2 separate regions of the Homo sapiens genome follow, and region 1 is linked to region 2. A link is a contact called in ENCODE Hi-C data. All regions are on one chromosome and are shown on one strand. Each heading gives the region's core, a stretch centred on a gene start or an enhancer-like site at or near the end of the contact. The rest is flanking DNA. Distances are from core to core; before and after follow the strand shown.

The links. A loop is a pair of places that touch in the nucleus more often than their neighbours do. Pooled maps may share reads with other maps.
Region 1: a loop to region 2 is called in a map of naive thymus-derived CD4-positive, alpha-beta T cell, with 9 times the contacts of the local background. The contact joins the promoter of SLC19A2 here to the promoter of NUF2 in region 2. A Hi-C loop is called at or near these places in 1 of 168 maps with a recorded cell type or tissue (naive thymus-derived CD4-positive, alpha-beta T cell), 1 of 37 single-sample maps with no recorded cell type and 5 of 50 pooled maps.

What each region holds. Positions count from the first base shown.
Region 1 is chr1:169,481,525-169,488,802 of GRCh38, forward strand. It overlaps SLC19A2 (solute carrier family 19 member 2), which reads right to left and starts at 4,420. Exons shown (of 6, transcript NM_006996.3): 1 at 4,039-4,420. The coding sequence starts at 4,242. RefSeq lists enhancers at 3,825-3,884, 4,427-4,721, 4,525-4,774, 4,557-5,477, 4,785-4,854 and a silencer at 4,065-4,244.
Region 2 is chr1:163,317,582-163,324,996 of GRCh38, forward strand. NUF2 (NUF2 component of NDC80 kinetochore complex) reads left to right here and starts at 4,373. Exons shown (of 14, transcript NM_145697.3): 1 at 4,373-4,631. It overlaps LOC127814295 (a long non-coding RNA gene), which reads right to left and starts at 4,154. Exons shown (of 5, transcript NR_182654.1): 1 at 4,041-4,154; 2 at 1,601-1,710. It also overlaps a transcript of RGS5 not described here. RefSeq lists enhancers at 4,113-4,322, 4,363-4,592.

The sequences.
Region 1 (7,278 bases), core at 3,170-5,669, 6.2 Mb after region 2:
AGGCAGATCCTTTTCTTTTTCAGTGTTTCCAATGACAGCAAAAAATGCTTCCTTGATATTTTGAATCTTGAAGGGAAACATCCTACAGGCAAAAATGTACCAATTACAGACCCTTATTAATTGTCCATACTCCAACTTCTCACTTCACGTAACATCTGCTATGTGAGCAACGGGAATTGATTTTATTATGACCAAGGTGCCTTTCACAACTCTTTGGATCAGTGCTTGTGTTTTCTTGAGCTACAAAGTCAAGGGAAAACAGATGTTCATTTTTAAGTTCTAATTTAGATTTAGGCTTTAAATTAGAATCAAGTTTCAATTAAACAACTAATAGGCAGTTATTTGCACAACATTGTTTTCAACCAGCACGGAGGTGACAAAAAGAATAAAATGGCCAGGCGCAGTGGCTCATGCCTGTAATCCCAGCACTTTGGGAAGCCGAGGTGGGTAGATTACCTGAGGTCAGGCGTTCGAGACCAGCCTGGCCAACATGGCAAAACCCCATCTCTACTAAAAATACAAAAAAATTAGCCGGGCATGGTGGCGTGTGCCTGTAGTCCCAGCTACTTGGGAGGCTGAGCCAGGAGAATCACTTGAATCTGGGAGGCAGAGATTGCAGTGAGCCGAGATCACGCCATTGCACTCCAGCCTGGGCAACAAGAGCGAAACTCCATCTCAAAAAATAAAAATTAAAATTAAAATTAAAAAATTTAAAAAAAAAAGAATAAAATAAGGCTAGGCACTGTAGCTCATGCCTGTAATCCTAGCACTTTGGGAGGCCAAGTTGGACAGATCACTTGAGGCCAGGGGTTCAAAACCAGCCTGGCCAACATGGCAAAACCCCGACTCTACTAAAAATATAAAAAATTAGCTGAGAGTAGTGGCACAAGCCTATAATCCTGGCTACTCAGGAAACTGAGGCATGAGAATCGCTTAAACCTGGGAGGTAGACGTTGCAGTGAGCCGAGATCGCACCACTGCACTCCAGCCTGGGCAACAGAGCAAGACTGTCTCTAAATAAATAAACTGAGATCCTCAGCTCTCCAGGAGTATTGAACCTAGTGAGGAATATATAATATATGCAGTATTTATAATGGAAATAGGAAATACAGGGTTGTTTCTTCAAAATGGACCTTGAAGGATGAGAAACCTAAAGGCTAACAAAGATATCAACAGATATATATGGGAAGATTATTCCAAGAAGAGAATAAGTCTTTGAGTACATGTCAACAGATGAGACTGTGGATATGCTGGACTTAAGACTATTAGATTAATATGAATGGAGCTTGGTTATGTGGAAGTGGTAAGGGGAAGAAGGTTTGTAGTAGGATATAAGGCTGTCAAGGAGGTAAAAACCAAACTTCGTGAGGCTCTGAATATCAGGCAAAATAGGTGGAATGTTTAAAAAAATCTAAGAAAGGTAGTAAATGTCTGTCAAAACACATGCTACAATGATGAAAGGATAAAAAAGTTTTTAGAGATAAAGATCTGTTTTACTGAAAGTCTGGCCTTCAACTATTAACATACAGTCAAATTTTAGCCTGCTTAAAACTTACACACTGGTATCTGTTTTAAAATTAATGCTTTTCCTGAAATCTAAGAAAAAAACTTTTGAGAGTAGACAGAAGAAATCTTTTTCTCCTCTCCTTTTGTTTTAGGATTTAGTTAACAATAGCTCTATTCAAACCAACTTGGCCCTTCTGCAGTCTTCTAAGAGCAAATACAAACTTTAATACAAATGTCGCTGAATATGACTTAGCATTAGCTTTGCTTAAAAATCATGTAATTTTTTTTATTTAACTGTCCATGGCAAAAAACAAGCATTCAGTAAGTAATGAATAAGTTGTTCTATTTATTTCAATTATTAGTTATACAAAAAAACGTAGGGTTTGCCACAAGGTAAGCAGAGGAGAATCAGCCATGATTTGGTGGTCCTCTGAGAAGACACCCCTTCCCCAGACTACTAGATTTCTCTTCAAATCCCACGCTTTTCCTCAACTAATTTGCAATAAGAGAAGTACACTTATGTTTTTTGTTACACAATCAGCAAATAGTTACTACGCCTGGCAACTCTGCTTTATTTCTGTGCCCCCTGAACACACTTCACTCACCTTGAAAAGCTTTCTGATAGGACAGAGCACATGATCTTGGTAGCACGTCACACAGCAACCTTCTACCCAGAGCACATGACAAAACAGATCAGCTTTCAAATATCAACACTGGGAACATGTTTCTCTCCCTGTGTTTCACTATCCGGAAAGGCGCACAAACTGTGCAGATCACATGGCAGTTCACATGAAACTTTAATGGTCAGCTGTTCACAGCAGTATCAATTCTGCCTCAGTGGCTACACCTCAGATTCAGTGGTTGTTTTGGGTCTCCAGAATCATACTTTCTCATATCAGTGCAGTAATTTTCTTGTAAAATCATTCTGTCATGAAATTTGGCTGTTTTGACATTATTGCTTTAAATCAGTATTAAAACTCAAATAGGTTATGAATAACTGTTACGGTCGCTTATGTAATGATCCACAAGACTGAGAAACGGCCCAGCCACTCCATCCCACAACTGGCAGGTCAATAGGGTAATTTAAGGCCAGGCAAAAAGTCAGTGATACTTGCTAGAAGTGAACAAATGTCAGACTCTCAAGTGAAACCCTCAATACGTAAGTCAATACTGATTCTTAATTCTCTCTCAAGTGCCCTTGAAAATGACGGAGCATTGCAACAAACAAACTGCAAACAACAAACTATGAGTAACTATATCTCGCCAGTGTGCAAATGATTCCGGTAGTGCCATCTCTTGTTCTGACCTGTTATGCAGGGTTACTGAGTGGCTACTCAAAAGAAGTGACTGACTACTACCCACATAGAGAAGAGTAAGGTTTAAATGGGAGGAGTATTTTACAGCACCTGGGGCAAGGAGGCAGGGTGGAAGGAACAGGTGTAGGAAAAAAGAAAAAGCTCTCAAGTGGCCCCTTGACTGATAGTAGGAAAAAGAACATGAGACCTCAGCTTTCACCCTTTGTTGTATTCAAGGAAGAGGGTGTTGAATCGGCTTTATTTCGGTTTTGTGGAAGTACTTTGGGTTTAATTTCTTTCTCAGTTTATATATTGTCTTTCTTCTGCAAAAATCAAGTGCTGGTTTTGACCATGCACTTAAATAGGTCAGCACATTTCTAAAGTACACTATGCGCTTCTGAAGTACTTTATTTGTAAGCCCTCATCTAGGGAAAAAATCAATCAGCAAGAAACTCTTGATGATGGACTACGTGCTCTCAATTACCCTGAACATCACAGAAGGCCTTCAAAGACATCACCTTGTATCTGAGAAGCAAAACTAACATCTGTGAAGCAACAATTCGCAATACAAGAAACACTATAATTAAAAGTCAATTATGTTTCACCATCTGCCTTTATCCCTGGAGGTTGGTCTTAAGGTAGAGAGGGGCAGGATATCCTTGGACACAACCTCACCCAATTAAAAATCAAGACAAATTAAGATGTTCTGTACTTCTGTCCTGTCCTTACTTGATTAAGCCCACCCATTCTGCCAAATGCAAACAAAGTAAGGTATGGACAGGAAGCAGGTGAAGGAGGTAGAGGGAAGATCCTTTCAGAAAAGCAGTGGTTGCCTACTTTCAGTCAATGAATATTTACTAAGCCGTGTCCAAAGTACACTTTGCTGTTTTCACTTCTTTGTCAAAATATTGCCCCCTCGCCCCCAGCAGGAACTGCTGGACCAGTCTGGGCAGTCACGCTAAGCCACATTACAACACGATCAGCATACTGCCTGACGCACAAGGCACGGGGCCTCTGGACGCGTGTTCTGAGCCCTTCGCAGGAGACTCGTCCTACAGAGCCGAAGAAAACAGAAAATCATGAACACAAAGAAGAGCACGAAGCCGACCTCCAACTGGCAAAATCAGAAATCTCTGCCGAGAATGGCTCGAGCGCTTTTCTCGGTCCTCTCTTCCTCCGCTGCCCACCCGCAGGCCGGTCGCCCGCCCTTCCCGCGCCCCGCGTCCGCCGCGCGTACCTCCCTCTCGGTCAGGTTCTTGTCCGGCCCCAGCAGGTACGGGGTCAGGAAGGGCTCGGACGGCCTGAGGCTGGCGAAGAAGCCGTAGGCGCAGAGCAGCGCGGTCGGCAAGAACCAGCATTCGCGACGGACCCGAGCGGTCCGCAGGAGCACAGTGGCCGCCGCCGCCGCCGCCCGCCGAGACACCGGGCCGGGCACATCCATCCGGGGCGCGAGGGGAGGGGACCCGGCCCGGCCCCTTCCTTCTCCTCCTCCGCCAACTGGAGTGAGGGTCAGGCACTTGTAACCGCGAGTGACGCCTTCTCCCTGTAAGGCCAGGACGTTCTGGACTCGCCGCCGCCTCCGGCTACAGAACCCCCAGCTTTACCCTACAGACGCCTCTAGGGTCGCTGCCTGATCGCCCAGTTTAAGGGAGACCCGTCCTAAGGCCCACCCTCTGCCACCGCCTCCACTCCGGGAACCAATCACAGCGGACGCCGGGAATACTTGCCTGCTCTTCCATTGGTCGTGGGTCACACGACGTGAACTGGGGCGGTGGCAGCACGCCAGGCCTCTGACGTCCCAGGGCTCAAGCGCGGAGGACATGTGGAACTCCACTCCAAAAGCGGCGGCTTGCGGCGGAGCTCTCTCTAGTGAGGCGGCCAGCTGGCGTTCGTGGCACACTTGCTGTCGGCTCCGCTCATCTGTTGGGAATGCGTCCTGTGGGCCTAGTCCTCCGCTGGAAGAAACGCGCTGTTCTCCCCAACCACCGTTTATCATTCTTATTCACCGTCTCCGGAATGTCCATTCAGTTTCCGCTCCTGAGAGACTTAGTGACTGAGGCCAGGCAAAGATTTCACCTTGGGGAGGGGGAACGTTAAACCTTTCCTCCAGCAGCTTTCGTGTTTTAAATTGTATTCATCCGCCATGGAAAGACATCAGAAGCCCAGGATCTAAGAGACAGACTGAAATGAAGAAAGTAGATAATATTGTGAGAATAATGAACAAGCTGGTCACTGAACAGCAGAACCGTAATGGAGTCCCAGTTAAAGGGTTTTAACTTTATTTCGTCACTTTTTGCAAGCATGATACAAAGAAAACAAACACCTAACTACGCTACGGTTTATAGTTAAAAGGAAGGTGGAAGATCCTGAGTCATTACAGCAATCACAAAACATGATGGATTTCTTCATTTAAAAACACAAAAGAGGTCTTGGCATAGTTTTCAAGGGCAAAGCATGACAAGACTCTCCAGTGCTTTCTTTCATCCCCCTCTGTGTGCCTTTTTCTGCCTGACTCACAGCCTGGCTCAATCCTAATCTTTCTACTGCAAAGATGCAGCATTTAAAGCAATTTTTCCTGTGCAGTATTTGTAGAATGACAGATCCTGCCAGAAGCTCTTGGAAACATTTTGGAACTATCTTGCTTTTCTGTATGTTATGATCCATCTAGCACCGTTTTCCTCCTGTGGTAGCAAATGACACTTTTTTCAAGCATCAGCAGCAGAAATGAGTCTACCAGATGGAATAAGATACTGGTAAAGGGAAAGATTTGTTTCTAAGACTGCACAAATGAATGCACCCAAATCTGTGAGTTGATTAATCTGTGAAGAAATACAACTGGCAGTATTTACATATCTCAATGAGTCTCAAAGTGTGGTCGAGGAAGCCCTGGGGGTCCTTGGGACCCTTTCAGAGGTTCCACGAGCTCAAATCTATTTTCATAACCATGCTAAGTCTTTATTTCCTTTTCCACTCCAGAGGCTATATAATGTCTGATGACATCATCGCTTTATAGGATGAGAGAATACGTGCTTGTATATTCTTGTGTTTGTAAGACTTTCCAGGTTTAATTTATTACCATATGGCAATTTTCAATAAGTATAACCCACAAAACCCAACAGATTTTTGGGGCACCTCTAACAAGGGTCCTAAGACCAAAATGTTTGAGGACTGCTAATCGATATTATTCAATTGTCTAGTCCCCTAAACTCCAACCCTTCTTATCAGGACTACAGAGAGAAAACAGGTGGTCTTCTTGACAATCGCTTTGTATTTACATTCAGTGCTTTAGTAGAAGAGAAGAAAGAAAGAGAAAGCAAGCCAGAGAGGCCTCGGAAAGAGAAGCCTACTTATTAAAAATAGCTTTCTGGCTGGTCACGGTGGCTCACTCCTGTAATCCCAGCACTTTGGGAGGCCGAGACGGGCGGATCACTTGAGGTCAGGAGTCTCAGACCAGCCAGGCCAACATGGCGAAAACACGTCTCTACTAAAAATGCAAAAATTAGCCGGGCATAGTGGCATGCACGCCTGTAGTCCCAGCTACTTGGGAGGCAGAGGCAGGAGAGCCACTTGAACCCAGGAGGCGGAGGTTGCAGTGAGCGGAGAGCGAGACTCGCGAGTACTCGTCTCAAAAAACAAAACAACAATAACAAAAACAGCTTTCCATCCCTTCCCTGAGGCTTGGGTACCTGAACCACGTTAATCTGTAAATCACTGCTTCTGTAACTTTTCCTTGGTATAAATCACATAGGCAATGAGGTTGGGTATAAACAGTAATTGTCCTTGAATTGGGTAGATGTTTTCTTATTATTTTTGTCTAAGAGGTCATTGCGATAGGCAGAATTCTAAGAATGATCCCCAGTGACGCTTGCCCTTGTATAACCCCCACCCATTTGAGTGTGAGGTGAAACCTATGAATTTGATGAGGCAATACTCCTGTTATTATGTTACGTTTTATGACAGATGTGAGATTTTCCAGGTGGGCCCAATCTAATCACAACAGCCCTTTAAAAGCAGAGATTTTCCGTCTGCTAAGAGCAGAAGAGGAAGTCAGAGAGATTTGAAGGATGAGAAGAATTTGACGTGCTGCTGTTGGAGGGGGCTACATACCAAGAAATGTGGGCATCCTATAGCAACTGAAACTGGCTCCTGGCTGACAGCCAGCAGAGAATCAGGATATCAGTCCCAGAATCATAAGGAACTGAATTCTGCTAAAAACCTAAATGAGCTTGGAAGTGGGATTCTTCCGAGAAGAGCCCAGCCGGGTCACCATCTTAATTTTGGTCTGCGAAACCGTAAGCAGAGAATCCACTCAAGCCCACCTGGATCTACAGAACTGTGAGCTAAGCTGATGTGGTAATATTTTAAAGCCGCTAAATTTTTGTTCATTTGTTGTGCAGCAATAGGAATCTAACACAAAGGTAAATAGAATATATTTTTTAAATCGAGGCAATATTCACATAACATAAAATTAACCATT
Region 2 (7,415 bases), core at 3,123-5,622:
ATTCATCATCTAAATACTAACCTAATCATGTTGAAACCATTCAAAGTTACTATTAGCCTTAAGAAGGAGTCCAAACTTTGTGACATCATCACTAATGTTCTTCATGATCTGGTCCCTGTTTACCTCTCCACCCCTGTCTAGAATCTCTCAGTTCCTAGACTGTGTTCTTCTTCATAAACATTGTTAGCCTCTATCTAGAATACTTGTTTTTTACCCTTTCAATTCCTAGCTATTATCAAGCATGGAGCCAATAAGACTGAACTGCCTTTTTTTTTTTCTTTTTTCCCTATGAGAATGTAAACTCTGTCAGGAAATTATTAGATTGGTTATTGCCATATTTGCTTGTTCATTATTATATTTCTAGTATCTAGCTCAGTGTCTGGCACAAAATAAGGGTTCAATGAATATTTTCTGAATGAACCCACAAATGTCAAGAAAGCAGAGAGAAAAGTCAACTAACTCAGACTATGGAACAAGGAAAGGCTTCTTGCAAGAGCCCTAAAAAATTAGTAAGGATAAGGAAGAGTCAGCCAAAGAAAATAAAGATAGTCCAGACAAAGTCAACAAGAATGCAAAAGGTCTCAGGTGTAAAGCAGCCTCATGAATGCGAAGTGGGTAGGATGGGAGATGGTACTGGAAAGGGAAACAAGACTGGGAAGGAAAACAGTGGCAAGATAATGAAGACCCTAGCACACCAGGCCATGGAGTTGGACTATCTTGAAGGTGACTGCAGAGGAAGATTAGAAATTTAAGGAGGCAAGTGAAATAGATTTACATTTGAGACTGGTCATTCTGGCTGCTACTTACAAGATGGATTTGGCGGTGTAGGTGGGGGTGGTAGTAGTTATGGCTGAAAGCAGTGAGATGAGATAGAATTGGGAGTACAAATGAAAGCAAAGGACAAATTAGAGTTTGAAGGGCTCGTGAGCCTCCCGAAAGTCGGAACTTCAAGGAACAGGTCAGGAATAGCAGTAGTTTTAGAATCCATGAGCAAATAGGTTAAAACAATGAGTGGACAGTGCTCACAGGGAAGATACAGACAGAAAACAACTCAAGGTTGGAACTTTGGGAAATACTATTTAATGGGTAGGCAGAGAAAAAAAGACCCCCAAGAAGCATGAGACAGGTAGAAAAAGATGGGAGAAATGCAAAACGAGTTTCAAGGAGGGTTTAATCAATGATACCAAATGCAAAAGAGAGGTCTAGAACAAGAAACAGTGGTCATACATTGGTGGAGGAAGTACATTTCATTTTCTGAGACAGACAAATAAGACAGGTGGATATATGTGGCATTGACAGAAGTGGAGAGGGAGGAAGTTATATATTGTATGATGGCTTTAATTTTCTCAATTAACTGGGAAAAAAGTACTGGGATTGTGTGTGGCCCCTATGGAATCTCTATTCATAAGAATGGGTGCCTGATGGGAAGTAGAGTGTAGGATCCAGTCTTAGTATTTCACCTATTCCTACCACATTAGACCAAGTGAATCAACTTTTTGTCCCTATTGATCTGTTAAAGTAGAAATAACAATTTGGAAACCCTGTCACTTAAAAAAAGAGATTTGTTTAAAGCACTAGATATCACAGCATCACCACTTGCATTAAAGTCCTAGCTGCAGGCTGCCATGGTCTCTTTGGAACACCCCCATCTTGTCACTCAAAGGTCCACTCAGTCCTGATAGGTCTGTCATCCAGAATTTAAAGTGCAGTCTAGAAAAGGAACATGAAATTAAAATTAGAAAGGCAATAGACACAACAAATTGCAGATGCATACGAATGTGTTATGTGCTTGAAACACACCTTTAAGACCACTCTGGTCACTTTCTATTAAAGAGAGGAATTTAGGTTGGGAAGAGGAATGAAGAAAGGGTAAAGTTTGTGAGAAATCACTGAAAGTTACAGGACAGGGAAATTACTGATGATAAATTAAAGGATTGTCAGGAATCAGGGAAAGAGCTGAAGATGGAGACTGACAATCTGTCATATATCACTTTGTGTCATTTTCTCCAGTGTTTCCAGCTAAGAATTTATAGACAAGATGCACGGATAAGATTTTGACAGGCACCTGGGTCAGAGGCATCAGACACAGGAAGTTTGGATGCTGATAAACCATGCAGTCTAGGCTGTGAAGGGAGGTATTAGCAGGAGGGCTGTCAGGGAAAATGAAATAGTAGGGCAAATGTAGCACATGTGAGGGTACAAAATTATGATGCTACAATCAGAAAGAATACTAAAGTTTTCTGCAATAGTCTGTGTTTTTATGGGTGATAACAAAACTCTTAGACTAATGTCTAGGTTGAGAATTCTGATGTTCCACCTTCTACCTTACACTGACCAGTATCAGGCAACTAAAAGTTTTAAAAAGTCAGATTTAACCTTCTAATTAAGGTAATTTGAATAAACACTCATTTTTTAAATAAATAATTTACTTCTAATATAACTCAATTTATCACATCAATAGTAATATTAACCCCCAAATAAACAATATTTATTGTTGATATAACAAAATGGTTGTCTTGCTCTTTTCTTCCTTTGCCTCATTTTTCTCTTTCTCCATGGTCCATTCTAATCTTGGCTTTCACATAAATCGCTTGGTTTTTTTTCTAGATTCTCAACGACAATTTAGACATTTGTTGAGCACTTGCCACTTGCAAGGTATTTTCCTAGGGACCATGTATAAATAATAATAGTCAAAATAACAGCTAATACTTTTCAAGTACTCACAATTTTGCCAGGCACTTAATTAAGCACTCTACAGGAACTAATTCACTTAATCTTCATGATACCGTATAAAGCAGATAGAACTGTCACCCTATTTTAAAGATGCAGAAACGAGCTCAGTTAGGTTAAATAGCTCGCCTAAGTCCACCTAGGTAGTAAATGGTGTGATCAGGGATTTCAATCCAACTCCCTTTGACCGTAGAGATGTGCTCTCAGTCACTACGCTATGGTTCCCTTCCCTGCCTCTAAGGACATATAATTTGGTGGAAATTATGCATGTATCAGTAATCAATTTGATTTGGCAAGTGTCAATGAGACAGGTCTCTTTTTTCTGCTTTCCTCACTGACTCTAATATTTTTTTAAAATCTATTTTCTTAATGTCCTTTTGGGTCTTACTAGATTCCGACTTTGAGACTTACATCAGTAAATAGACATTGAAAGGAAAGACAAAAGCCCTGAACTAATGATATGAAATGTATTTTTATTTAGAATTGGTATAGACTTCACTATCAATAGGTTTAGTTCTTCAGGACAGGACAAAGCAGCGGAATTTGTGTCTACATTCAATACAACCTTTCTAGCACTTTTTTCACATAATTCAGTTCAGGTTCCCCATCCAACACACGACTGTCACCAGATGATGCTCTACTCTGTGACCAGATACAAGTCCTATTACGTCTTCTCCTGTCCCAAACCTCAATAAAACTTAATGGCTTTCTCCCCTGACAACCAGGCCTGCCATGGCTTCCTAACTTGTGTTAAATGCAGTGTTTCCACTCTTGCCAAAACAAACAAACAAAATACCATGTAAAAAAATACAGATTTCAGGGCCCCTTATCTGAAGAATGCAACTCACTCAGGAATGTGCAAATTTGGGGAACAGTTCAGAGGTGAAAAGCACTGATCGAAGAGGGAGAAGCTAAAATCAGGAGACCTGGTTTCTACTTTACAGTCCCACTTACTGTATAACTTCTAACAAATCACTTCTCTCTGAGTCCAGTTTTCATATCGGTGAAAGCGAGAGGATTTGACCAGATGAACTGTTATGTTCCTTCCACCTCTTGAAGTCGTGCTTATGAGCACAGAGTCAGAGGATGTGTGTTCATATCCCAGCTATGCTACTTGTGAACTACTGTGCGCAGAGAACTGCATTCTCTGATTCAGAGCCCTCACCTGAGGGGATGATAGTATCTCTCCACTATCCCTTTTCTCCCCTTTAATGAAGTCTAAATGAGATGATGCTTATAAGCATCTAACAAAACCCGGCACATAATCAATGTTCAACAAGTTATTATTACTCTGGAATTCTATAAATTACCTCTGTACTTCCTCCCTTGTCACCCTGAACTTAGTGAAGTTTCCTTCACTTGGTTTTGCTCTTCAACTCGGACCCCGAAAACGCTCTAAACGCTGGCGGAAGTCACGCAGAGATGGGCTAGACGCTCAACCCCGGTCTCTTCCCCGAAACCGCGGTGCTCCCACTTCCTGCAGTCCGAGGTTCCGACTCGACGCCAGCTCCGCGAGCAATGGTTCCGCCCTGCGCCCTGCCCCTTCCATGACAACTCCAGTCCCACCTGCCTGGCGTCTCTTGAGCCCAACCGGCATCCGTCGCGGTTGGACGTGGGCTTGGCGGAATGGGGCGGGACTTCCAGTAGGAGGCGGCAAGTTTGAAAAGTGATGACGGTTGACGTTTGCTGATTTTTGACTTTGCTTGTAGCTGCTCCCCGAACTCGCCGTCTTCCTGTCGGCGGCCGGCACTGTAGGTGAGCGCGAGAGGACGGAGGAAGGAAGCCTGCAGACAGACGCCTTCTCCATCCCAAGGCGCGGGCAGGTGCCGGGACGCTGGGCCTGGCGGTGTTTTCGTCGTGCTCAGCGGTGGGAGGAGGCGGAAGAAACCAGAGCCTGGGAGGTGAGGGGCGGGCCCGTCGTTACTTTTTATTTGATGTTAGTCCCAGAAACAACCAGAGCTCAGTTCCTACTAAACTAACGGGTGTTTTCTGGTGCAGCATAGACCGAAGAAGACGAGCTTGAGCTGAAATTGTTCAAGTTAGGCATACATTTATGTGTGATTTTTGGAAAGGCGGTGGTAATGTGGTTTATTTGGCTGCAGATGCTTGTCAGCTTTTTACACATCTCCGTTGCCAAACGTTTCTTAACCAAATCCAAAACCATGAATGAAAAGGTAAAAATATCACACCTAATCCAAAATTCAAAGGAAAAGAGCAGCGCATATATAGCACTACGCATGCATAACGCCATCATTGTTCCTTTTAAAAGTTCAAGGAACGTTTTACTTAATTCATTGAAGTTGGGAGCCATTTCTGTTTATTTTTGTTTAATCTCTGCCTCGTGGAACTGTGATGTCCACAAATAGTTTATTTTAACAAAACGAAGTGTGTAAAATTTAACAGAGTACTTTTAGTACCTACTCACTCTGCTCAGCATCGTGGTGCTGCAAATAAATGAGAAACCAGATGAGTAATTATAGGTTAATCTTTGCTACTCGTTAGACAGAGTATTACTGCATATATATTAAGTCATTTATATACTTTATCCCACCTAGGAGCTCAAACTATGTAGTTGGAAAGTGTCTTCATCTCTCGTTAATGAATAAATTGTAACTGAAATTGTACTTCGAAAGAATGATAGAATTTGGATATTGGAGGAGGTTCCAAAAGGAAATACTGGAAGTTTGGGAAAGTTAGGAGACTAACTTGGAGCAGAAATTTCATTCAATTATTAAAGGGTTTAGAAGCCTAGCAGAAAAATTTGAATTTGATGTGGTGGGTAAGGTGAGTAATTGAAGTATTTTCATACAAATATTATATGATGCGTTAAGTGTTTTTATAAGGATTAATCTGATAGCAGAGTGCCAAACATTAGAGAAGAGAGGAACAAGTGATAATAATTATGAAGATACTTTACACCTACGCTTTCTATTGCAATACTCTCTAATTCAGATGCAGCTTTTTTGGAAAAGTGACTTTTTCTGAAGTCTTTCTTTGGTCCAGTCCTTTTATGAACAGTTTTTAAGGCTGTGACTTAGATGAAAATGTAGAATGCATATTTATGCTGAAGGGAACATCTAATATGTGATGCATCAGAATCTGGATTCCAAAAGATCCCAGCTCTGTGGCCTGGCAAGGTGGCTTATGCTTGTATCCCAGCACTTTGGGAGGTTGAGGTGGGAGGATCACTTGAGCCCAGAAGTTCAAGACCAGACTGGGCAACATAGTGAGACCCTATCTCCACACACACACAAATTAACAGGGCGTGGTAGTGTGTGCCTGCTGTCGTCCTGGCTACTTGAGAGGCTGAGGCAGGAGGATAGCTTGAGCCTGGGAGGTCGAGGCTGCAGTGAGCTGTGATTGTGCCACACTGCACTCCAGCCTGGATGACAAACTGAGACCCTGCCTCAAAGAAAAAAAAATAGACAAAACGTCCTAGCTCTAAAAGGAAAGCTTGCAATCATGAAATTTAATAGTAGAAAGTACAAATCCTTGCTTAAGTTTCAAATAATCAATTTATACAACAAGAACACAAGTGACACAGCAGATGGTGACCAAAAAAAAAGAGAGGGAAAGGGGGAAAAAAAGAACAGGGAGAAGCCGCCTTGATGCAAGACGGTCATGATGAAGTTCTTGGAGTTTCAGTTGATCAGTAAGTGCTACAGCAGAGGCCATTATACTGTGCCCTAGACCAACCATATCTGGAGTGTCGTGTTCAGTTTGGGCACTACATTTTAAGAAGACATTTACAAAATAGTGTGTGTTAGAGGAAGATGAATAAGATGGTAGTTTCTAAAACAATGTCATATAAGGAGTATTTTGAAGTTACATATAGCCATACATAAAGAAATTATACTTACTTTAAAGAAGGGAGGGCTTAGCAGAGGTGTAATAGCTTTCTTCATGTTTTTGAAAATGGTGTCATGTAAACAGAGATTAATATATTCTATTTAGTTGCAGTGACTACATAGGACCAGGAGGTAAAATTACCACAAAACATATTTCCACACACTATGAGGAAGAGTTATTTAATTTGGAACCATAATAAAGTGGGAAAAAGTTGCATTGAGAGTGAATTCTGTGATGTTGTCACATGTTCAAGTTGAATTGGGAAGTTATTTGTTAGTGGTTGTTTAGAATTGCTTCCATTTATTAGAGGTTAGGCAAGTTGCCAAAGCTCCCCTTTTTAACCCTAAAATTCTAAAAAAATTAGGAGCCTAAAGAAATAGATTGTCAGAATTGTGGCCCATTTCAATTTGTTTGCAAAATTGAATATATTCACATTGGGTCTCCGAGATCATTTTGCTTCACTGGAGAGTAGGGGATCTGAAGGTAACACAACAGGTATTTAAGGGAGTGGCTGAGAGCAATAACAGTGGCTGCTATTGCTGCTCATTTCTCTCTTGCTGTTACTACTGCTATTTTTGTGGTTACAGGGAGAGATATGAAGAAAATGAAAAGATCCTTACTTACCGGAATCTCACAATGTGGTGTCAGAGTTCTTTAAACATAATTCCAGTACATTGTAACAAGTATTATAACAGGGGTAAATGCAAGGCTCTAGGACAAGGTTTCTTTTCTTTTCTTTCTTTTTTTTTTTTTTTTTTGACACAGGGTCTCTGTCACCCAGGCTGGAGTGCAGTGGTGCGATCTCAGTTCATTGCAACTTCTGCTTCCCAGGCTCA